3 separate regions of the Homo sapiens genome follow, and all the other regions are linked to region 2. A link is a loop called in an ENCODE intact Hi-C map of the cell type or tissue named here. Cell type or tissue: ascending aorta. All regions are shown on one strand.

The links. Peaks named below come from ENCODE experiments on the same cell type or tissue, not always from the same donor. Only the 100,000 strongest peaks of a DNase experiment are listed, where the experiment ranks them.
Region 1: it touches region 2 in a loop (5-fold over the local background); 10 of 110 quality-filtered maps call a loop at or near these places.
Region 3: a loop joins it to region 2, with 2.5 times the contacts of the local background. A loop is called at or near these places in 5 of 110 quality-filtered maps.

The regions. Positions count from the first base shown.
Region 1 is chr21:41,120,291-41,128,290 of GRCh38, reverse strand. No RefSeq gene overlaps it. Among named protein-coding and RNA genes, the nearest start is that of LINC00323, 24 kb to the left of the region's middle. In ascending aorta, a CTCF peak has its summit at 6,301 (motif pointing left); DNase peaks (open chromatin) are centred at 3,169 and 6,300; H3K4me3 peaks cover 846 bases; H3K27ac peaks cover 1,942 bases.
Region 2 is chr21:41,279,361-41,287,360 of GRCh38, reverse strand. BACE2 (beta-secretase 2) reads right to left here. Exons shown (of 9, transcript NM_012105.5): 9 at 4,831-8,000. Among named protein-coding and RNA genes, the nearest start is that of FAM3B, 33 kb to the left of the region's middle. RefSeq lists enhancers at 6,415-6,969, 6,970-7,525. In ascending aorta, a CTCF peak has its summit at 3,953 (motif pointing left); DNase peaks (open chromatin) are centred at 3,949 and 6,647.
Region 3 is chr21:41,415,826-41,423,825 of GRCh38, reverse strand. It overlaps a transcript of MX1 not described here. Among named protein-coding and RNA genes, the nearest start is that of MX1, 6.4 kb to the left of the region's middle. RefSeq lists a silencer at 3,303-3,582. In ascending aorta, no CTCF peak of the experiment used is centred here; a DNase peak (open chromatin) is centred at 3,295; H3K4me3 peaks cover 1,391 bases; H3K27ac peaks cover 2,862 bases.

The DNA.
Region 1 (8,000 bases), 160 kb after region 2:
CTCTGCTCAGCAGGATTACTATGCACTACTATGCACTGCTACGCAGTGGATGAAGAAAGTTTTTTTATTTTTTTATTTTTTTTATTTTTTTTGAGATGGAGTCTTGCTCTGTCGCCCAGGCTGGAGCGCAGTGGCACGATCTCTGCTCACCGCAACCTCTGCCTCCTGGGTTCTAGCAATTCTCCTGCCTCAGCCTCTCAAGTAGCTGGGATTATAGGCACACGCCACCATGCCCGGCTAATTTTTTGTATTTTTAGTAGAGATGGAGTTTCGCCATGTTGGCCAGGCTGGTCTCGAACTCCTGACCTCCTGATCTGCCCACCTCGGCCTCCCAAAGTACTGGGATTACAGGAGTGAGCCACCGCACCCAGTCGTGAAAGTCTTTTACAGGGAAAGAAAGTGGCAAACTCCAACCCTGGAAGGAGGAGCAGAAGATGGAGGACCCGGGGAAGGAGGGGTGGGGGATGGGGACATCCCAGGCAAAATGAAAACAGGCATGGGCTTGCCTTCCCTATGCTATGATACGGAAAGTACTTTAAGTCAGAAAACAGGGTAAATCATAGTGCTTATCTTATTTTTCTCTCCAACAGCTCACAGTACTGCCATGTCTGATGTCTTACATCTTCAAGCAGTTGTTTCACATAATTTTCCCATTTTCCATTGTTGATGGTAGGAGGGCTAGCCTGGCACCAGTTACTCCACTTGGTTCTTCTGGATGTTGAGGGGAGAACACGGGAGACAGAAGGTGGGGTTTTAGTCTGTGTATCCTCAGCTCTCCACAGTAGACACAGGTTCACGGTAGATGCCTGTGGCAGTTTCAAGAATGGGTCCCCCAAGATGCCGACATTTTAGTCCCCAGAACCTGTGGGGATGTTACCTTCTATGGCAAAAGGGACTTTGCAGATATGATAAATTAAGGATCTTGAGATGGGGAAGGTGATTCTGGATGATTTGGGTTGGCTCCGTGTGATCACAACCTCCTTAGAAACGGCAGACAATAGTGACACCAGCAGAAAAAGGAGCTGTAAGGATGGAACCAGAGGTTGCAGGGATGCACTTGGAAGATGCAGGAAGGGAGCAGGAGCCAAGGAGTGCAGAGCCCCCAGGCCCCAGAAAGACAAGGAATGGATCCCTCTGTAAAACCTCCAGAAGCAGTGCAGCCTTGCCAACACCTTGATTTTACACTTCTGAGTTTCCGTACTGTAAGAGGACACATTCTGTTATTCGAAGCCACTAAGTTTGTGTCAATTTGTTACAGCAGCCACAGGAAACTAATTTATAGTGCCTTATAAATCCCAAGGAAATTGGGGTTGCTCAATATTAATGGCCTAGTGATAATTAGCTAACAATTCTTTGAAATGATTTTTGGCTAGTTATATATGGAATGAAATGAGAACCCTTTAAGCAAAAAAGCAGTTGATCTCATAGAAGTAAAAAGTAGGACAGAGGATGCTAGAGGCTGAGAAGGGTAGGGGGAAGGGAGGGGGAGGGAGAGATTTGTGGAAGGTTACAAAATTACAGCTAGAGGAGAGGAATACTTTCTAGTATTCTACAGGACTGTAGGATGACTCTAGTTCACAATAATACAGTTTCAAATAGCTAGAAGGAAGACATTGAATGTTCCCAACACAAATAAATGATACATATTTGAGATGATGGTTACGCTAATTACCCTGATCTGATCACTGTACCTTTTACATACTGAAATATCATGCCGGGTGTGGTGGCTCACGCCTGTAATCCCAGCACTTTGGGAGGCCAAGGCAGGCAGATCACTTGAGGTCAGGAGTTCAAGACCAGCCTGGCCAATGTGGTGAAACCCTGTCTCTACTAAAAATACAAAAATTAGCCGGGCATGGTGGTGGGTGCCTGTAATCTCAGCTACTCAGGAGGCTGAGGCAGGAGAATCACTTGAACCTGGGAGGCGGAGACTGCAGTGAGACAAGATCGCGTCACTACACTCCAGCCTGGGCGACAGAGTGAGATTCTGTCTCAAAAAAAAAACCCAAAAAACCAGAAACATCACTATGTACCCCCATGAACATGTACAGTTATTATTTGTCAATTAAAAAAAATAAAAGGTTAAAAAAAAAAGCTGAATATCATAACCAAAAAAAAAAAAAAAGGCGAGGAAGGGATCTGGAGTGTCAATATTAGTTGGGCACAGGGTCTGGAAGGAGCCGTCTCATTCTCTTGACACACGGTGAAGGGGTGGAGGTATTTATGAGCTCATTACGTTGACAGGAGAGTCAGGTCTTTCCTCATGTCTGCTAAGATAATTCTTCTCCAACATCTGTCTTTCAAATATTAGCTCCATTCCGTGGAGTCAGAAAGTCAGAGATTTTTTTTTTTGAGACGGAGTTTTGCTCTTCTTACCCAGGCTGGAGTGCAATGGCGTGATCTCGGCTTACTGCAACCTCCGCCTCCTGGGTTCAAGCAATTCTCCTGCCTTAGCCTTCTGAGTAGCTGGGATTACAGGCATGCACCACCACACCTGGCTAATTTTGTATTTTTGTAGAGACGGGGTTTCTCCATGTTAGTCAGGCTGGTCTCAAACTCTCGACCTCAGGTGATCAGTCCGCCTCGGCCTCCCAAAGTGCTGGGATTACAGGTGTGAGCCACCACGCCTGGCCGAAAGTCAGAGATCTTTAAAGCAGAAATTCTAGAGTAATTAACTCTGTTAATTGTAATGGAAACCATTGTCCAATGCATTCTATATGATAGACGCCTCTGCTGACGTTGCTTTACTGTAGCCCAGCTTGGCCCGCGTGCTCAACTGGCCACTGAATGCAGGTAAGTCCTTGCAGTAATCCTTCTGGGGAATAAACTGCTTGCCTGCTTTAGTTCCCAATTTTCCCTCCTTGGAAATAAAACTCAGCTCTGTGAATATGAAAATAACTATTTTATTCCTATCACTGAGCCTCTGCCCCCTCCAAAACTCCTCGTTTGGAATCTGTGCTTTTGTAAGGAGCCAAAATACTGAACCCAGCAAGTGAATACAAGAAAAGATGCCTTAGGGCTCTTTTCAGCCTCACCTCTCTGTGCCAGGGCTAGCTGGTGGTTTATTGCTAAGAGCCGCTCCCTCACAATTCCCTGGGAAGGCTTGTCCATTGCTCTCAAGCTGCAGCTCTGCGAGGTCACTCACCGGTGGCCACTGGCCGGTGTGAACTGTTCTGCTCACAACTGGCAGCCGCCCCATCATGAGGCTTCCTTTCGGCCTCAGCCTCTGGGCTAGAAATTAGTTGCCTTTGTCCGCAGTTACTCTGTTCCCCAGCCTCGCTGTGATTATAAATAGCCCTATCCATTCCAGGACAAGTGATTCAGGACTCACACACAGGTTGCCATTTGATCGTAATTATATAATCACATCTGTGAGCACTGCATGGGTTTTAAAATGAAGTGGTAAGTATTGGCTTACTGACTCTAGAGGGTGGTACCTTGGCAGAGGCAGTTGTGTTTCTCCTCATCCTCAAGAAATTGGCGTCGCGAACCAAATGTTCCGTGGTTATGGAATGTTCTATATAAGATTCAAACTGCTGCTTGGAAAAGCTAGGGAAGACCTTCTGGCATGCTGCAAGTTGATCTTTTCTGGCGTAACTGAAAATAGGAGAGAAAGAAGGGAGAGTGTGGAGTTTTTCTTGGTTAAGTCACACAGACAAAATTAGTGCTAGAAGAAGCACTAGCTTTAGAAAACGTGTCATGTGCTTGGATTGTGGATGGCAATTTTAGTACTCCTGTGTGCTCAACTTTTAAATGTCTCTCTAAAAATTTTATTAAGGGCATCCTTGTGGGGGCACATATCAATTTAGTGCTTGCTCTAGCAACCAGATGCCGGGCAGGTTCTAAGACCTATTTCTGACTAGAGTGAAAAGCAAACAGAACTATTTCTAAGATAACATCTTTGCTTGATTTATGCTAATTTCTTGTTAACATTTAAAATCAGTTCCTTGCTTTAATTTAGTATTAAAATTCAGGTACCCTGCCCCCTCCAAGGGGTAAAAAGATAAGTGGGAAAGAGCTTATTTGGACACCCAATGGGGGCTTATCCCCAGATTTAATGTAAAAATATGATTGATAATACATGTGCTCTTTAAAAGTTTTACATTCTAAATCGGAAAAAAAGCAGGAGACTTGCTGTAGACGGTTGGCTGGATTGTATTTTGCCTTCATCCATTTCGACCTCTGCCTCCACTCTGGGTTTAGAGAATGCTCCTGGCTACAAGCTCTCAGCTTTTTCACGTAGCCTGTGACCTCCCAGGGAGACACTGACCCCTAGTCCATCCATTTGCACATTTATTCAGCAAAAATTGAGCATCTGAGGCTGTGTTCTAGACACTGAACAAAATGCCCTGCCCTTATAGAGCTTACCTTCTTGCAGTTCTGTTTTTGTAAATCTACGGAGCCAGCAGAGAGTTGTTCTCAAGCAGGTTCAGTGACTCTTCATCAGGGCCAGAATCCTTCCTGCCACATCTGATCGGGGTTTTGTGTCCCTGTGTCCTTCTGATGCAGAGGACACTGTCATTGTCACTGCCATTAGGAACCCCATGCACCTGTCCACCTGCCCCACACAGAGGCTGGCTTAGCTGCACTCGTCACTCCCTGCATCACAGCTATGCACACGTTTGCAAGTCCCCATTCTTATTTTTGTTTATTCGTTCATTAATTTGTCATTTCTTTTTGCCCTCATCTCCCACTCCCATTCTCCCCTTTTCCGTTGGCAATCAGGTTGATGTGTTTAACGCATATCTCTTAATTTTAAGGTAGTTTTAAAAGAAGGTGTCTCCAGTTTTGTGTGCACTTGTTTAAATTGTTATGTGAAGGATAAAGAGCTTGGGTTCTTGACTCAGCCAGCTTGGGTTCCAGTCCGAGTTCTGCTGTAGTCTGGGTGGCCTTGGCCTTACTACACAATCTCTCTGCATCTTCGTTTCATCATCTGTAAGACGGAGCTGAGACTAGTAACCTACTTGGCTTAACTGTTTCATGGATTAAATTAGTTAATATGGTGAGGTGCTTAGAAGAGGGTCTGGTAGGTGGTCATCCCTCCATAAGGGTTGGCAACTAGTGCTGCTAGTTCATCTTTACATGCAGGTTATCTTCACCTTCCCCACCATATTTTACAGAAAGAGACACTGGCAAGTTTAGCTGATTAACGTTTGTCCTGAAAACCAGTCCCCTAATTTTCTCTCTCCAGCTGACATGCTTCAGGGCAGGGCTGCAGTGGTTAGAAGGAGACAGTGGTCGTGTTGCAGCAGTTAGAACTCAGTGAGGAGAGAGAGGTCAAAGGGTCGGTAAAACAGGGGAAGTTTCATATAAAGAACTACTAACCACAATAAAAGAATAACTACAAGACATAAGGAAATGCAATAGGGTACCCTAGGGCAGTGGTCCCCAACCCCCTGGCCATGGACCAGCATCAGTCTGTGGCCTGTTAGGAACTGGGCTGCACAGCGGCAGGTGAGCTGCAGGTGAGCAAGCGAAGCTTCATCTGTATTCACAGCCGCTCCCCATCATTCGCATTACTGCCAGAGCTCCACTTCCTGTCAGATCAGCGGCATTAAAATCTCACAGGAGTGAGAACCCTATTGTGACCTGGGCATGCGAGGGATCTAGGTTGCACGCTCCTTACGAGAATCTAATGCCTGATGATCTGTTACTGTCTCCCATCTCCCCCAGATGGGACCATCTACTTGCAGGAAAACAAGCTCAGGGCTCCCACTGGTTCTATATGATGGTGAGTTGTATAACTATTTCATTTTATATTACAACGTATATTACAATTACAATAAATATTTCATTATATATTACAATGTATTTTTATTTAATAAAAATAAAGTGCACAATAAACGTAAGGTGCTTGAACCATCCTGAAACCATCTCCCCAACCCTGGGTCTGTGGAAAAATTGCCTTCCACAAAATTGGTCCTTGGTGCCAAAAAGGCTGGGGACCACTGTCCTAGGGCTCAGGGAGATGCCCAAGGAAGGAGGGGCTGGGAATGTCTCCAGACCTTCTGGAGAGGGTGTGGTCAGCCAGGGGAGGCAGGAGGTGCCCCGGCTTGGCCACGACAAGGCGGGTCTGGAGCCACCGGGGCACCTTCATGAGCACAGGCCCTGCGGTGTTGGGGGGCTTGTGGCCCTGCAGAGCACAGGGGGCTGCGCAGGTGCTTGGTTTCCCTGTCGAGAGGGCTGAGGCCAGGATGTCACCAGGCTGAGATATCAGAGCCACTGTGGTCCTCACACCTATGTCCGGCTGGAAGTAACAGACGGCCTTGTTCTCCTGCGTGTCCCTCCAGCGCCCTCTACTGGGAAAGCTTCGCCTCGCACTTTGAAGGAGAGAAATACTGAGAACAATTCCGTGGCTTATCACAGAGCATGTTCAGAAGGATGTGGGCATTGCTGAGAGGCAGTACATGGAGACTGACACTCAAGTCCACTGCACACTCCGCCTCGTTACAGAAAGCATTGCCAAGGAAGTCACTGAAGAAATCACCCGTCTGGGCCTGGCGCGGTGGCTCACTCCTACAATCCTAGCACTTTGGGAGGCCGAGGAGGGTGGATCATGAGGTCAAGAGATCGAGACCATCCTGGCCAACATGGTGAAACCCCGTCTCTACTAAAAATACAAAAATTAGCTGGGGGTGGTGGCGCATGCCTGTAGTCCCAGCTACTTGGGAGGCTGAGGCAGGAGAATCGCTTGAACCCAGGAAGCAGAGGTTGCAGTGAGGTGAGATTGCACCACTGCACTCCAGCTTGGCGACAGAGTGAGACTGCCTCAAAGAAAGGAAAAAAAAAAGAAAGAAAGAAATCAAGAAATCATCCATCTGCTTTGGATACGCGGCCCTTCAGGAAAATTCCTTAACTGTTCAATATTCACTGAGTGCCTACTGAGTGCATTGTTCCATGTGCTGGGGGGTAAGTGATAAAGGTGGGCAGGCTCCTTTGAAGCTCCTTGAGCTCATGAGGCTCATATTCTGGGGGGAGAAGTTAGATAAATAACCAAATATACAAGAAAATATCAGGAAATGATCAGGACACTGTATTGCATATAACAGAATGCGGGTGGTGCGGGGGAGGGGGGTAGAGATCCTGGGCCGGCCATGAGGTGCCCTCTGAGGGGCGACCTTGAAGCTGAAGCTGAGCCTCAGGAAGGGACTGGCTGTGTGAAGACCTGAAGGAGGGTCTTTGCAAGAGCAGGAGCTTGGCATGAAATTCTCAAATGCATCCCTACAATTCCAAAGATTTTAAATCTATCAACTCTTCCTACCTTACAGATAAGAAAATTATGTGTATGAGTTGATAATTGAATCCGTTATAGATACATCCAATATATTTATATTTTATTGTGATATGCATTTTTTTAAAACTTAGTGAACTGGGTTGCTCTATTTCCTTATGGATTCTTAGATTTTCTGGGTGAAAATTCGTTTGTGCCTCAAGTGCCAGGCCTGCTCATCTTTCAAAGTTCCAGAGCAAGAAGTGGAGCACACCCTTTAGTCCACATCCCTTCTCCCCGCATGCTCCTCAGAGATCATTTAGTTTCTTTTTTTTTTTTTGAGACAGGGTCTCGCCCTATTGCCCAGGCTGGAGTGCAGTGGTGTGATCATAGCTCACTGCAGCCTCAACTTCCTGGGCTCAGGTGATTCTCCCACCTCAGCCTCCCGAGTAGCTGGGACTACAGGCATGCACCACCATGCCCGGCTAATTTTTATATTTTTTTAGTAGAGACGGGGTTTCGCCATGTTGCCCAGGTTGGTTTGGAACTCCTGGGCTTAAGTGATCCTCCTGCCTCGGCCTCCCAAAGTGCTGGGATTACAGGAGTGAGGCACTGCACCCAGCCCTTCACTGAGTTTCTCTATCACCTTCATTTTCTGCCTTCCTGTGGGGACCTCAGTCCTGGAGGTAACCCATGTCCTTTTGCTCCACTGCCAAAAGTCTCTATTAAGGTACATTTGTCCTAAGAAAAGCCCCATGATTTAAAGCTCTGTCTCTTCTTCCCTATCAAG
Region 2 (8,000 bases):
AAGTGTTAAAAATCAAATCATAAATATTCTAAAAGAAAACAGGAAAGGGTTTCTTTAGAAACTTGGAGTTGGGAAGCCCTTTCCAGTGGACCCAAATCCATTATCCTTATTAAAACATGTTTAGCATATTTGAATGTATATATGTATGCACTTTTTTTCAAAGGCCAAAACAAAAAACCAAACACAGGCAAAGTCAAAAGATACAACAAACTGGAAAAAGAATTTGCAAATTTTAATCTATTTTTTTTTAAATTAACCATCACATGCAGTGCGTCTGTGACAAACACTATACCAAGTACTTTACAAAATTAGCTCAGCTAATTAGTATACCAACACTGTGATGTAGTACTACTGCTCGTCCCATATCGCAGCTGAGAAATTGAAGCAGAAAGAGGTTAAGTAATTTGCTAAGGTCACACAGCTAGTATGTGCCTAATAGGTAAAGAGGCCCCCCATTCATGACAACAGGACATCCCACATCCTTGAGAATTAAGGTATCAAGAAATAGGCATGGAGCTACATAAAATAAACTCTACCGAGGGACATATAATGACTTAAACATGGAAGTATACCTTTCTTTTGAATTAGAAGGCTCAGTATTGTGAAGAAGTAAATTTTCTCTAAATTCATTTATAAATTTAGTGAAACTCCAAAACAAATCTCAAAAGGAGAATTTAAAGAAAGTTGTTCAGTATTTCTAAAGGATATCTAGATGAACACATTTGTGATAATATCACGTAAGATGATTAACTGGGGGAGACTGGCCAGCTACACATTAAAGATCACATTAATAAACAATAGTAACAAAAACTGCAGGCACAGATGCAAAAACAGACACATAGATGGGATCAGGAGAGTCTGGCAATGGGCCCAATCTATGTAGGAATTTAGAAAATGCTCAGATTGCCAATTACTAAATCAATGGAATCAAGGCTATTGGCTGACCAGATAACAAACAGAGCATGAATATACAATTTGGAAATATGCAAGCAACCATCAAGGCAAACAGAAGATTTGGTGGAGGAGGAACTACCACTACACAGTAGGACCTTGAGGTGGGGAGAAGTGAGGCAGTAGACACCTCGTGATAAGCTTCTTGAAACTATTTAATGTTTAATAATGACTAACTGTATGCATTAGTTAGGGTTCTCCAGAGAAACAGAAACAGAACATATATAAGATGAAACAGAATATCTATCTATCATTTATTTATCTATCTATCTATCTATCTATCTATCTATATCATTCTCTAGAGAGATTGACTAAAAAGAATTGGCTTACATGATTATGGAGGCTAAGAAATCCAAAGATCTGCAGTTTGTAAGCTGGAGACCCAGGAGAACAAATGGTGTAAGTTACAGTCCAAAAGCTGGCAGGCTACAGACCCAAGAAGAGCTGGAGTTTCAGTCTGAGTCTGAAGGTAGAAGGCTCATGTCCCAGGTGAAAGCAATCAAGCAGGAGGAGTTTGGGCTTGTAAAATGATCAGGTGTTTTAAATTCTATTTAGGCTTTCAAGTGATTGGATGAGGCCCACCTGCCTTAAGGCAATCTTCTTTACTCATTCTACCAGTTTAAATGTTAATCTCATCCAAAAATACCCTCACAGACACACTGCTATGAGCTGAATTGTGTGCCCCCAAAAATCCTAGCCCTCACCCCAATGTCACTGCATAAGAGATAGGGCATTTAGGAAGTAATTAAGGTTAAATGAGGTCATAAGGATGAGATCCTAATCCAATATGATTGGCAACCCTATGAGAAAAGAAAGAGCAACAGAGAGATCTCCATGTTCACACACCAAGGAAAGGCTATGTGGGGACACAGGAAGAAGGCAGCTGCCTGCAAGCCTGGAAGAGATCCCTCACCAGGAGCCTACTGAATCTTGATGTTGGACTTTCCAGCCTCAAGGACATTAGAGAAAATAAAATTCTGTTTTTTTAAGCCACCCAGCCTATAGCATTTGTTATGGTGGCCTGAGTTAATATACACATCTAGAATAATAATTGACCAAATATCCTGGCACCCTATGCCTCATTCAAGTTGACACATAAAATAAACCATTACAACGTATTACTTGAATACAAAATAAAATTAATTTAAACATCCTTAAGCCATCTCCTTTATGTATGAGTCCTAATTTGAGGGTAATAGATTAGTGTGAATTTCATGTACTTACTACACTCTTAAATTCTATACTCTCACATCCATATATGATATTTCCCTTTAAAAATCAATGAAATATTGGCATATTCAGCAAATTGCTTTTTTTGCTCTATACCCTATCCCATTTTGTCCATATTTCTATCTCTTTAGGAGAGATTTCTAAAGAAAGTATTGATGTAAAGATGACTTGGCTATTTTTTAGGGCTCTTTGAAATGATTGTTTTGATTTACACTTTCCATCAGCAAAGCAGAAGATGGGTGACCTCTTGGACATCTATTAATAATTAAAAGCTTTGTTCATTCTATCTGTAATTACTTACATATTATGCATACATTAATAAGATTGAACACTTCTCAGTTTCTCGGCCATTTGTATTCCCACTTTGGCCAGCTGTTGGTTGACAGCCCTTGCATGTTTTTCTACTGGACTCTAACACTCTTCTATTCTTGGTGTTTGAAGGGTATCTGGGATTTGTTTTAATGAGGTGTAATAAGGCACACAGACACACAAAAGACTGTCATAAAGAAAGAAGCTCTTTGTATTCATAGATGCCTAAAAACAGAAGGCACAGCTGCCACTGAGGGCCACGCAGCAAAGCACAGGGGTAGTCAGGAGGCCGAAGGATGGGGCAAGACGGAACAGGAGGCTTTACTGTGGTTTCTGTAGGAAAGAAGGGAAGAGGCAGGGTAAGCAGGCTTAGCTTTGGCTAGTTAGAATAATTTCAGTGGCTTTGGGCAGGGAAATTGTGCCTAGTTGTCTGGTACCTGGCTCTGGGGTGATGAGGGCAGGTGGATATGGCCTGAGTGTGAGAGCTCCAGAGAGGAGGTGGATGGGTGTGCGCTCTGGATCGGGGGTTTCCATCTAAAAGGCAGGCTGCCAGGGGAGTCGTTGACTTTCTCTTAGAATTAGCCAACCCTGAGAGAGGCAGTCCTTTCAGGGTCAACAGGGCTCCAGCTATCACAGCATCAAATACAGAAAATAATACACTTGGCTTATTTCGTACAATCTGTGTATGCTGAAGACAGTAGGTCTTTTTGTTTTTACATTTTTTACTGAGATGACTCTTAAGCCTTTGGCCTGTGGCATCTCATCCTGTGGGGTGAGATTCTCCCCTCCCTGGACCTCCTGATTTCCCTGAGCCTGTCCTTGGGAGCAGCTCCGTCTTCAGACCTTGGGTTTTAAAATGTTTTTAGTACCACGTGCACCTCGTTGTGGGTTGTTCTGAGAATGAAATGGCAGGATGCGTGGCCAGAATTTGCTGTTCGATAAATGTCAGCTTCTGCCCTTATATTTGTTACAAATATTTTCCCCAATATTTTTTCCTCGTAGCATTTTGATTTTAGCATATGTAATTTTAAATCTTTAACCTTAAAAAGGCAATGGCATAATGATTGAGCTTGTGCCTGGTAACCAGACACACTGGTGTTTTGAATCTGGCTGTCATTTCCAGAAGAACCTGGAGACTTTATAGCACCTCTGTGCCTCAGTTTCCTTCCCAGTGATGGCCAAGCAGACACGTCCAGAAGGAACTTGGAGATACAAGTCTAAAAACCCAGGTAGAGGCCAGGGCTGGAAATGTGTATTTGGCGGTTGCCTCTAAGATTGAGTACCCCTCTAGCTGGCCTATTTTTCAGATTCTATAAAGCACAGAATGAAAAAGCTCTGGGATGTAGTCTACTTACATACCCATACTTGATAAAAAGCTGCTTTGTGAAAGCTACACGGAATGGGGAAAGAGGCACAAACGTTATGTATACCACAACGCTTTACAACACCACCACCTAGTGACAGACTCGTGAAAATCCCATCCGTTATGTCCCCTCCAGCTTAGGGATGGCGAAATAGGATAAATCATCTCCTTCTTACTAGAAAGCAGATACTCTACTCTGTTTCTCCAGTAACTATCACTTTACCTCCTAATGGTTGGAGATTCCTTCTTTTCTCCTCATTTGGATATTGTCAGACAAAAAGTGTCTAGTCATTGAAAGCAGCGTATATTTAAAGGATTGGCATAGCAGCTAGATCATGGCTCATGGATGATCTTCATTTCATTCACTAAGAGCTTCTGCTGTGCCCATATTGGTGCACACCCTTCTCTAGAGACTGACCACTAGACTGGATTCTTCTGGCACAAGTGATGCATTAGGCTCTGAGAGTGTGGTTCAGGATGGCGGATGGACCAGAGTGTAGTGCAGAGAAAGAGCTGGGCTGTTGGAGGGGAACAGAGCTGGGTTCCTCTCCACTTTTTAGCTGTGTTTTTCTGGGCAGGTGACTCAGAGATGGTTTCTCGTCTGTGAAATGGTAGAATGCCATCTCCCTGCAGGGTGATCATGGGAGTGACCGCACAGGCATTGCCAACCTGGTCACCCTCAGTCCCCAGGACCAAGCTAAGCCATCTGTCCCATCCTTAAGACCGCTGAAATGTGCTTACTGAGTTTCTTCTCTGCAGGTGTTTTCTTTCCACCTGTAGGGTTTCCAGACTCTAAAGCACTTTACCCTCCCCACCTTCAGCATGTTTTGCATCTTAATGATTGAGCCTGAACCCTCCCTTCCACTCCATTTTATCCTTGACATTTTCCAGGAACCCACAATGAAGGAGTGGACGTAATGGACCGCCAGACATGTGACCCAAGAGAAGTATTTACAAAACATTCCAAAAGCAACAGGTTGGGAGTATTATTTATTCAAATAAACAAAAATGTTTTATTTCCCTTTCAATGGTATATATCTTAAATTGCTGGAACATACAAGTATAAAAATAAGATTATTTTAGAAAACTCCAGTTTTGAAGGGCACGACAATAGTTCAGACATTTGTCAGTAGCTATGAAGCCACTTTTAACATGGAATGAATATCCCTTTACTCCAACTCTTGGTCTTATTACATTTTTAAATCAAATCAGCGTGCTGGAAATAGAGAAAAATTCCCAAAGGGAAATATAAAATAATTTTAAGCATTTTCAGAAATACAAGTTACACTTAAGAAACTTGTATTAAAGGATGTTAATCTGAGATAAACAGAAAACAAACGTTTTGCAAAGCACTACTTTTTGCATCTGTTTGAGGATACACAGTTTGCAGCTCTCCTGCCAGAAGCAAAATACTGACTCTAGCACAGCAGAAAAGGCATCAACTTTAAGAAAAAAATGAGTGGTCGCTTTCAATGACTGAACATAACATATTAAACTTTAAGAATTTTTAACAATGCAAATTAACAGCAATAGTAGAAAATACATCATTTTAGATTACAAAAATTCAGCTTTTATTAGCACATGACAAATCTCATTCATTCGCTGCCCTCTCATATGTGCTGAGTAACTGCTACACAGAATTTCAAACCTCACTGATATAAATGTGAGAGATGACATCTACAATGAGAAAAATGAGGGAAAAAAATCTCGTTTTATACCACTAGCAACAAAGAACACAAAATTGTATTAAATTTGTTAAGAAATGTTATTTTGTGCAATTTTCATGATAGATTAATTAGCTTTGTTCACTTTTTTTCCTCCATCTTAAAAAGAGATAATCTTTTAATGTTTTCTTAACATTTCATTCAGGAACACTAATCTTAGAAATGCGAGGCTTGTGTAAAATTTTACTTTAATAGGCACAATGTAGCAAGCGAAACCATACTCATATCAGGGAACTTGCAATGACCTCCACATATAGCACTCAACAGAAAAACATATGTCCTGACCTTTGGAGACACTTCCCTGCTTATGATATTCTTATCTGTCTGTGCCTTGTGAATAAAAATGCATTTTTATTCCAACCCAAATGAAGAAAATCCTATGGAAAAACATCAATGTCAAAGGCTAGGTTGCCAAGGACACCCAAGGTTTCTAGCCTTTTATTGATACCACGAAAGTGACAGCTGTGCCCAACTTACTGAAGTCTATATTATAAATCTGTCATTTCTAATTATAAATCTACATTGGAAAAAATATTTTACTCAGATGGCTATGTGTGAGGCACACGTGTGTTCTACACAGTTTGGACTTTATCTGGTTGGTCTTACACAAACAATTATCCATCTGTAAAGGGAACTGCTCACTTCTCAGGGCTGCCCTGATTCCCAGAGGAGAGACAGATATTTTACCATCACAGCGTTCCCCAAGATGCTGGCAGAGACACCAGGATGGCTGCTCTCACAATAGTGTCCAAGAAGTACCCGAGGCTCAACGGGGCACCCAAGCATCAGGGACCAGGTACCCGCACGTCGCTCTTGCCGTGGCTGGATTCAAATTTATCAGGAAGCTTTGTGATGTCTCTTGGCCCAGTCACTACCCACGGTGTGCTTTTTAAGCACACAAGTGTGATGTAAAAGTTACACAGTACAATTTAGTTTAGAAGCACTGGACATCTGTGTGTAATAGCTGCTGATAAGAAACCCAGAGGAAGCTCAGGGCAGGGAAGAAAATACTGGATTTATTGCTGGGAGTTACGTATCCCCAACAGCTGTGATAGATTCCAGCCACTGATGCAACCTGAGGTTCGCTGGCAGCACTAAGCAGCGTGGCTATGTTCTGCCTTCCACATTCCGCAGATGTGGCTAACAGGGTGACACCAAGAGCCCAGGGAGCCTGCTCACGTCTGAAAGCCGTGGTTTCTGCTCTGCAGCCTCACCTGGGGAGCTTACTGAAATGCAGATTCCCTGTTCCCTCCTGCACTGACCCTGAATGGGGCTGGGTGTGCTCCAGGACAAGATGGACCTTCCGGGGACGTGGAGCCTGGGGAGCAGGGCTCCCACGCTGACAGCAGTGAGACAGGAGGGAGCTCCTTTCCTGGAAGTCTCTGACAGAAGACATTCTGGAGAAAGAAGCTGTCGGATGTTCGGAATGCATGGGCTGGGCTGGCTCAGCAGAGCTGGCGGAAACGGTGAGGGCCCAGCTGCCGTGCCCCTCAACGACACTGTCAGGTAACTGCTGCCAGGAGCCTTCCAGATGCTCAGACCCCAGAAGCCACTTTACCGGCCCCCTTTGGCCTCAGTTGCTTGACCCTCCCCTACAAATTTCCAGGTGCATGACCTTGAACCTGCCTGTGTCCTGCGTGGGCCTTGAGGCATCTCTAGTTTGATTAGGACAGACGTGTTTTACACATGGCTGTCAAGCAAGTTTCTCTTGGCCTAATTGTTCCTCTGGCAAATAATCAATCCTGAGAAGTTCCTTTACAAAATACCTAAAAAGTAGACTGTGCCAAAAACGTGGGGTGAAATGAGGTGCCCACGGCATCCTGGGGACGTTCTTGGCTGATGCGGACCTCCGTGCCCCACTGCCAACTGAGGGGTGGGACCTCTCTTCTGGCTCCTTCTTGCCCTGCCCTCTTTTCAGATTCTGGAACTTCCCAGGTCCCAGCCATCCTGTACTCTCCATCCGTTGAATGAACCAATCCTTGCTCCGCGTGGGCAACACCCGGGCCACCCAGCCACAGTCTCTCTTTGTCAAAGCTGTCACTTACACATGACTCCCGCTTGAATATTCCTGAAGTTTGGAATTGGTGGATCTGCAAAATAAATCACATCTCCAATGGATTCAGCCACTTTAAGGGGAAAAGAAATCTAAGGATGGCTGGAATGAAACTGCATTTTCTTTCCTTTTTTGAGACGGAGTCTTGCTCTGTTGCCCAGGCTGGAGTGCAGTGGCGCAATCTTGGCTCACTACAACCTCTGCCTCCCCGGTTCAAGCGATTCTCCTGCCTCAGCCTCCAGAGTAGCTGGGATTACAGACAGGCATCACCATCGTTGGCTAATTTTTTGTATTTTTAGTAGAGACGGGGTTTCACCATGTTGTCCAGGCTGGTCTCAAACTCCTGACCTCAGGTGATCCACCTGCCTCG
Region 3 (8,000 bases), 140 kb before region 2:
ACCGCAGTCCTTCCCTGGCCTTAGATTTTGGTGCTTCATTGCCTCTAATATGCATATGATATGGCAGGGCCTTGGGGAGTATAGGTGGTTGTTTTGGGGTGTAATTCAGCAGTCAGTCATACAATAATAGCTCCTGTCTACTGAGCATGTAGGATGTGTTAGGTGTCAGTGAGAGACGGGACGAGCTGGATGTCCCAGGCCGACTAAGAATCCCTAAGCCTAGCTGGGAAGGTGACCACATCCACCTTTAAACACAGGGCTTGCAACTTAGCTCACACCCGACCAATCAGGTAGTAAAGAGAGCTCACTAAAATACTAATTAGGCAAAAACAGGAAGTAAAGAAATAGCCAATCATCTATTGCCTGAGAGCACAGGGGGAGGGACAGTGATTGAGACAGAAACCCAGGCATTCGACCCAGCAATGGCAACCCCCTTTGGGTTCCCTCCCTTTGTATGGGACGTCTGTTTTCACTCTGTTAAATCTTGCAACTGCACACTCTTCTGGTCCGTGTTTGTTATGGCTGGAGCTGAGCTTTCGCTTGCCATCCACCACTGCCATTTGCTGTCTGCTGTTGTTTGCCGCCATCACAGACCCACCACTGATGTCCACCCCTCTGGATCCGGCAGTGTGTCCGCTGTGCTCCTGATCCAGCGAGGCACCCATTGCCGCTCCCATTCGGGCTAAAGGCTCGCCATTGTTCCCGCATGTCTAAGTGCCTGGGTTCGTCCTAATGAGAACACTCACCACATGCCCCAAGATTCCATTCCTTGGAATCTGTGAGGCCAAGAACCCCAGGTCAGAGAACAAGAGGCTTGCCGCCATCTTGGAAGTGGCCCGCCACCCTCTTGGGAGCTCTAAAAACAAGGACCGCTCGGTAACATCAGCTAGAGGGACTCGTGTGCAATCACTCACCTTAACAGCCACCCTCCCAGAGGAGTAGGATTATCACACCATGTTCTCCATGAGAAGACCGAGGCCTAAGGAGCTGGGTTCCATATTGGTAGAGCTATGGTTCCAATCCAGGTGATCATTCTCCAAACCTGCGCTCTTCAGCACCTCCTCGCTATGCTGAAATCAAGAGGCAGCTTCTGTACTTAAGAAGCTCACAACCTCCCACCTGAATTGCAGAGGATGTGTGCTCTATTAAACGAACAGCAGTTACTCTTTTTTTTTTCCTACCAGATAAGTTTCACACTCTTATACTCTGATAATGGCCCTCTCTTCTTCCAGGCAACTTCTGATCCAGTCTCAGTTACCCCATTGCCATCCCTGAACTCAGGACCCAGGTCACACTCAGAGGCTTTGTTGATGCCTGTCCCTCTGCCAGGCTGCCCTCTGTCCACAGGCTCAAAGGGAAATTCATCTCCCCTGCCTGAAGTGAAGGAGTAAGAGAATGGCTACTCCACAGAGCAACCCTGAGGGCTGCTGGTTGCCCATTTTTGTGGTTATTCTTGATGATATGCTAAACACGGGGTGGATTATTCATGCCTCCCCGTTTTAGACATACATGTAGGGTAACTTCCTGACATTGCCATGGCATTTGTAAACTGTCATGCGCTGGTGGGAGTGTAAAAATGAGGACAACCACAGGTCACTCTCGTGGCCATCTTGGTTGTGGTGAGTTTTAACCAGCTTCTTTATTGCAACCTGTTTTATGAGCAAGGTCTTTATGACCTTTATGACCTTGTGCTGACCTCCTATCTCACCCTGTGACTTAGAATGCCTTACCCGTCTGGGAATGCAGCCCAGTAGGTATCAGCCTCGTTTTACCAGCTCCTATTTAAGATGGAGTTGCTGTGGCATGCACCCGGTGTGGAGTTGCTCTGGGTGTACCTCTGACAACAGGGTTCTGTTTGGGAAAAAGAATGGCAGCGTTGATGGCTCAGTTCCCAGGCTCGATGTTTCCCTTAGCATAAGGAGTTTGGGGGTCCCGAGATATTTTCTTTTGCAACCTGTCCTGCTCCAGGCCCAGGTGGACTTAGGTGCCTGTGGGGAAAAGCAAGAGAGATCAGATTGTTACTGTGTCTGTGTAGAAAGAAGTAGACATAGGAGACTCCATTTTGTTCTGTACTAAGAAAAATTCTTCTGCCTTGGGATGCTGTTAATCTATAACCTTACCCCCAACCCCATGCTCTCTGAAACATGTGCTGTGTCCACTCAGGGTTAAATGGATTAAGGGCGGTGCAAGATGTGCTTTGTTAAACAGATGCTTGAAGGCAGCATGCTCCTTAAGAGTCATCACCACGCCCTAATCTCAAGTACCCAGGGACACAAACACTGCGGAAGGCCGCAGGGACCTCTGCCTAGGAAAGCCAGGTATTGTCCAAGGTTTCTCCCCATGTGATAGTCTGAAATACGGCCTCGTGGGAAGGGAAAGACCTGACCGTCCCCCAGTCCGACACCCATAAAGGGTCTGTGCTGAGGAGGATTAATATAAGAGGAAGGCATGCCTCTTGCAGTTGAGACAAGAGGAAGGCATCTGTCTCCTGCCCGTCCCTGGGCAATGGAATGTCTCGGTATAAAACCCGATTGTACGTTCCATCTACTGAGATAGGGAAAAACCACTTTAAGGCTGGAGGTGGGACATGCAGGCAGCAATACTGCTTTGTAAAGCATTGAGACGTTTATGTGTATGCATATCTAAAAGCACAGCACTTGATTCTTTACCCTGTCTATGATGCAAAGACCTTTGTTCACGTGTTTGTCTGCTGACTCTCTCCCCACTATTGTCTTGTGACCCTGACACATCCCCCTCTCGGAGAAACACCCACAAATGATCAATAAATACTAAGGGAACTCAGAGGCTGGCGGGATCCTCCATATGCTGAACGCTGGTTCCCTGGGTCCCCTTATTTCTTTCTCTATACTTTGTCTCTGTGTCTTTTTCTTTTCCAAGTCTCTCCTTCCACCTAACGAGAAACACCCACAGGTGTGGAGGGGCAACCCACCCCTTCAGGTGCCTGACACCACAGGCTCCTGGGCGGGCAGGGCCCAGTGGAGCCTGACCTTGTGGCACTGGCCTGGCCTCTGCTACCAGGCTGAGGACCGGGTCAACCGGCAACCCCAGGCCCACGCTGGGTGCCGCTGCACTTGGGATCCGGGCACAGCGTGGTTCGGTGCTTCTGGAATGAATGGGGAATCGGAAGGCCGGCCCTGGTCCTGCAAACACGGGCCTCAGGATCCTGCACTGGGCTTACTTCTCCCTGCGCTCTCCGCCCCCACCGCGAATTTCCCGGACAATTCAGTTTCGGTTTCATTTCTGCTCGCTGGTTTCCAGAAAGGAAAAGTCAAATTGCATGACTTCAGACTTCAGAATCCAGGGGGCGGGGAAGGGGGCAGGGAAGAAGGGGGCGGTGCCACGACGAGGGGGCAGTGTTACTCACATACACCGCTAGCACCTCCCCCAGCCTGGACCCGGTTCTGCTGGGCCGGGGAGGCGGGTGGTCGCGGAACGGCGGAGCATCCCACAACCTGCCCATCCTCCCGGCTGCATTTCCTGCAAGTCCGTCCGCCTGCCCGCGCCCGCGCCCGCGCCCCCGCCCCCACCCTTGCCCGCTTTGTCCTGCCTGGGCGCGAGTAAAGGGACTGGTTTCCTTTGCCTCGTTTCGTTTCCTCTTCTGTGCGTGTGGTATAGACCCGTGCTTCTCAAAGGGTGGTTCCTGGAACAGCAGCATTGGCTTCACCTGGGAAATTATTAGAAATGAACGGTCCGGGGCCATCCCAAGACCCCTGCATTACCACCTGTATTTTAAGGGCCTTCCTCAGGTGATCCCTTGGCAACTGGGCACGAGACTGCTGGCGTCTGACGTGGTCGCTTTTGGTCCTCAAGGTCAAGGCCAGACTTTTCCTTCATCTCTGTCTGGGGCCCACCAGAGAGCCCTGCGGAGAGGAGCAGAAGCTGAAATCCTTTGATACTGGTGAGCTTTGGAGAGCCAAGCTGGGGGCTGCAGGACCTGGGTTCAGGCATTGTGTACAGGTGGCCCAGCCACTGAAGGAAAGCAAAATATTTTACCCCTAAAATCTTTTTTTTTTTTTTTTTTTGAGATGGAGTCTCACTCTTGTCATCCAGGCTGGAGTGCAGTGGGGCAATCTCGGCTTACTGCAACATTTACCTCCTGGGTTCAAGCGATTCTCCTGCCTCAGCCTCCTGAGTAGCTGGGACTACAGGCATGCGCCACCAAGCCCGGCTAGTTTTTGTATTTTTAGTAGATACAAGGTCTCACCATGTTGGCCAGGCTGGTCTTGAACTCCTGACTTCAGGTGATCCACACGCCTCGGCCTCCTAAAGTGCTGGGATTACAGGCATGAGCCACCGTGCCCGGCCCAAAATCTATTTCTTTCGCATACTTTGAGATGGCTGCTCAGAAAGCCAGCCCACAGAAGCACCCTGCGGAACTGTCTTACCTGGGGAAGGCTTGCATCTTAGAGGGTCTGCACTGAGGCGGTCAGGCTTGCTTGCTTTTCTTTCCCTTGTCCAGATCTAGGAAGGGAGAACTGACATGACATGACATGACATGACATGACATCCCCTCTCTTGCCCTCCTTTTCTCCCTCCGTCTCCTCCCTTCTTCACCTCTTCCCTTTCTTTCTCCACAAACACTTACTGGGCCCCATGCTGGCTTCTATGCTGGACATTTGTGATATGCAAATGAGTAAGACAAAGCCACTGCCCCTAAGGAGACAGGTGGGGGGCACAGGTGAGCAAGGAAGGAGTGAGCTACTAGGAGCTGGAGCTAAGTGCCACTCTTGGGGCTCATTCCAGAAGCTGGAAGTCCAGGAGAGAGACTTTGAGGGGGTCTTGGGAGCAGTGGCCAAGAGGAAAGTGTTCAGGAAGTACTCATGGAGGAAGCGAATAGGCCACTTCAAAAGCTCATTTTCCATTTCCCAATACACAGGAGTTATGGTGAAAAGTAGAACATGTTAATGCTTTCCTTGAGCTGGGCTTCCAGCTACTCTGGAGGCCAAGGTGGGAGGATGACTTGAGCCCAGGAGTTCGAGGGTGCAATGAGCTATGTTTGCACCACTGCACTCTAGCTTGGGCTACAGAGTAAGGCCCCAACTTAAAAAAAAATAAAAATAACAAAAACAAAACTTTCCTTGATCCTTGTTTGTGTCACAGATGTGAGGACAGCTAAGCCCTGAAAACTCAGCTCTGTGCTCTAGATTTCTGTACCCCACAGTGCCAGGCGCGTGCTAGGCATTCAGCACATGATCGAGGGGTGCTCCGGTGAGGTCGAGCATGAGGGCTCACAGTGATGACAGAATAGCTCAGCTAAGGGCCAGTGTCTTGCCCCCAGGGAGATCCAGAACTGATATTTCAGATTGTGGCCCTCTCTTCTTTATTCCTGCTCCTTCTACCTGAAATATAAGTGCCTAAAGGTGCCATCACCTCTCATAATAGAAGCCGGTACAAGAAGTATTTGGGGCTGGGCCTCTGCTGTTCCTCTCCAGACCCTCTGAGCAGCAAGGGAGCTGTATGGACAAGTTTGCTATTTCAGAGCATTCCCCAGTACTAACATGGGTGAATGTCCATGAAGTTTATCCAGTAGAAATTGGGTTTACCTAACCAGCTGCCAAGCAGCCACTATCAGAGGTGCTGCAGGTAAAGGTAGCCAGGCAGCCTTTCTCTGTTGTTCTTGAAAAAAAGAAAGGAACTTGTATCCGAAGAATGCAAGGCTTTTAAAATTATCAGGCCCAGAGAGACATTAAAATAAGACAGCAACCACTCCCTACTCCCCACTTTCAGCTGTGTGTTCATCTCTTGAAACCTCTTACTATTGCCACAGGTATTAATAGCTATGGATTAACCTAATAATGCCACACTGGACGCTGTAATCCACACCCTGTAGCTTAACAATGTATAGTCAATCACTCTGATATGGTTTGGCTCTGTGTCCTCACCCAAATCTCATCCTGTAGCTCCCATAATTCACTCATGTTGTGGGAGAGACCCGGTGGGAGATGATTGAATCTTGGGGGTGGGTCTTTCCTGTGCTGTTCTCATGATCCTGAACGGGTCTCACAAGATCTGATGGTTTTAAAAAAGGGAGTTTCTCTGCACAAGCTCTCTCTTTTTTCCTGCTGTCATCCATGTAAGATGTGACTTGCTCCTCCTTGCCTTCCACCATGATTGTGAGGCCTCCTCAGCCATGTGGAACTATAGGTCCAATAAACCTCTTTCTTTTGTAAATTGCCCAGTCTGAGGTATGTCTTTATCAGCAGCATGAAAATGGACTAATAAGCACTTATCAATGTTATTTCTGTAAACCAATAAGAATTCCTGACAAACAGCTTTGTATCAGCCCTCTCCCTGTCTCCCCCTTTTGCCTTTAAAAATCCACTTATAAATGCCACTTATCAGAGTGTAGATTCAGGGCAACTTAAATCTGTGCTCCAACGTTGCAATCCTCAAGCTTGGCCCAAATGCACTCCCTACTTAGATTAATTTAACCTCAACTTCTTTTATGTATTTATTTTTTATTTCAATAGTTTTTGAGGAACAGGTGGTGTTTGGTTACATTGACAAGTTCTTTAATCGTGATTTCTGGGATTTTGGTGCACCCATCACCCAAGCAGTGTATACTGTACCCGATGTCTAGTCTTTTATCCCTCACCCCACCCTCACCCTTCCCCCTGAGTTCCCAATGTTTATTGTATCATTCTTATGACTTTGCATCCTCATAGCTTGTATAATCTCACTTATGAGTGAGAATATACAATGTTTGGTTTTTATTCCCGAGTTACTTCACTTAGAATAATGGTCTCCAACTCCATCCAGGTTGCTGTGAATGCCATTATTTCATTCCTTTTTATGGCTGAGTATTAGTAGTAGTAGTAGTAGTAGTAGTAGTATTCACATATATATATCACATTATATATATACACACACACATATATATCACATTATATATATATACATATATATCACATTATATATATATACATATATATCACATTATATATACACATATATATCACATTATTATATATACATATATATCACATTATATATATACATATATATCACATTATATATATATACATATATATACATATATATCACATTATATATATATACATATATATACACATATATATATAACATTTTGTCCACTTGTTGATTGGTGGGCACTTGGGGAATTGTGCTGCTATAAACATGTGTGTGCAAGTGTCTTTTTCATATAATGACTTATTTTCCACTGGCTAAATACCCACTAGTGGGATTGTTGGATCAAATGGTAGATCTACTTTCAGTTATTTAAGGAAACTCTACTGTTTTCCATTGGTTGTACTAGTTTACATTCCTGCCAGCAGTGTAAAAGTGATCCCTTTCACCACATTAATGCCAACATCTATTATTTTTTGATTTCTTGATTGTGGCCCTTCTTGCAGGAGTAAGGTGGTATCCCATTGTGGTTTTGATTTGCATTTTCCTAATAATTAGTGATGTTGATTTTTTTTTATATGTTGGCCATTTGTATATCTTCTTTTGAGAATTGTCTATTCACATCCTTAGCCCACTTTGTGAGGGAGTATTTGTTTTCTTCTTGCTGATTTGTTTGAGTTCCTTGTAGATTCTGGATATTAGCCCTTCGTTGGCTGCATAGTTTGCAAAATTTTCTCCCACTCTGTATGTTGTCTATTTACTCTGCTAATTATTTCTTTTGCTGTGTAGAAGCTTTTCAGCTTAATTAAGTCCGATCCATTTGTCTTCATTTTTGTTGCATTTGCTTTTGGGTTCTTGGTCATGAACTCTTTGCCTAAGCCAATGTCTACAAGGGTTTTTCCAATGTTATCTTCTAGAATTTTTATGGTTTTAGGTCCTAGATTTAAGTCTTTGATCCATCTTGAGTTGACTTTTGTATAAGGCAAGATATGAGGATCCAGTTTCATTCTTCTACATGTAGCTTGCCAATTATCCCAGCACCATGTGTTGAATAGGGTGTCCTTTCCCCACTTTATGCTTTTGTTTGCTTTGTCAAAGTTCAGTCAGCTATA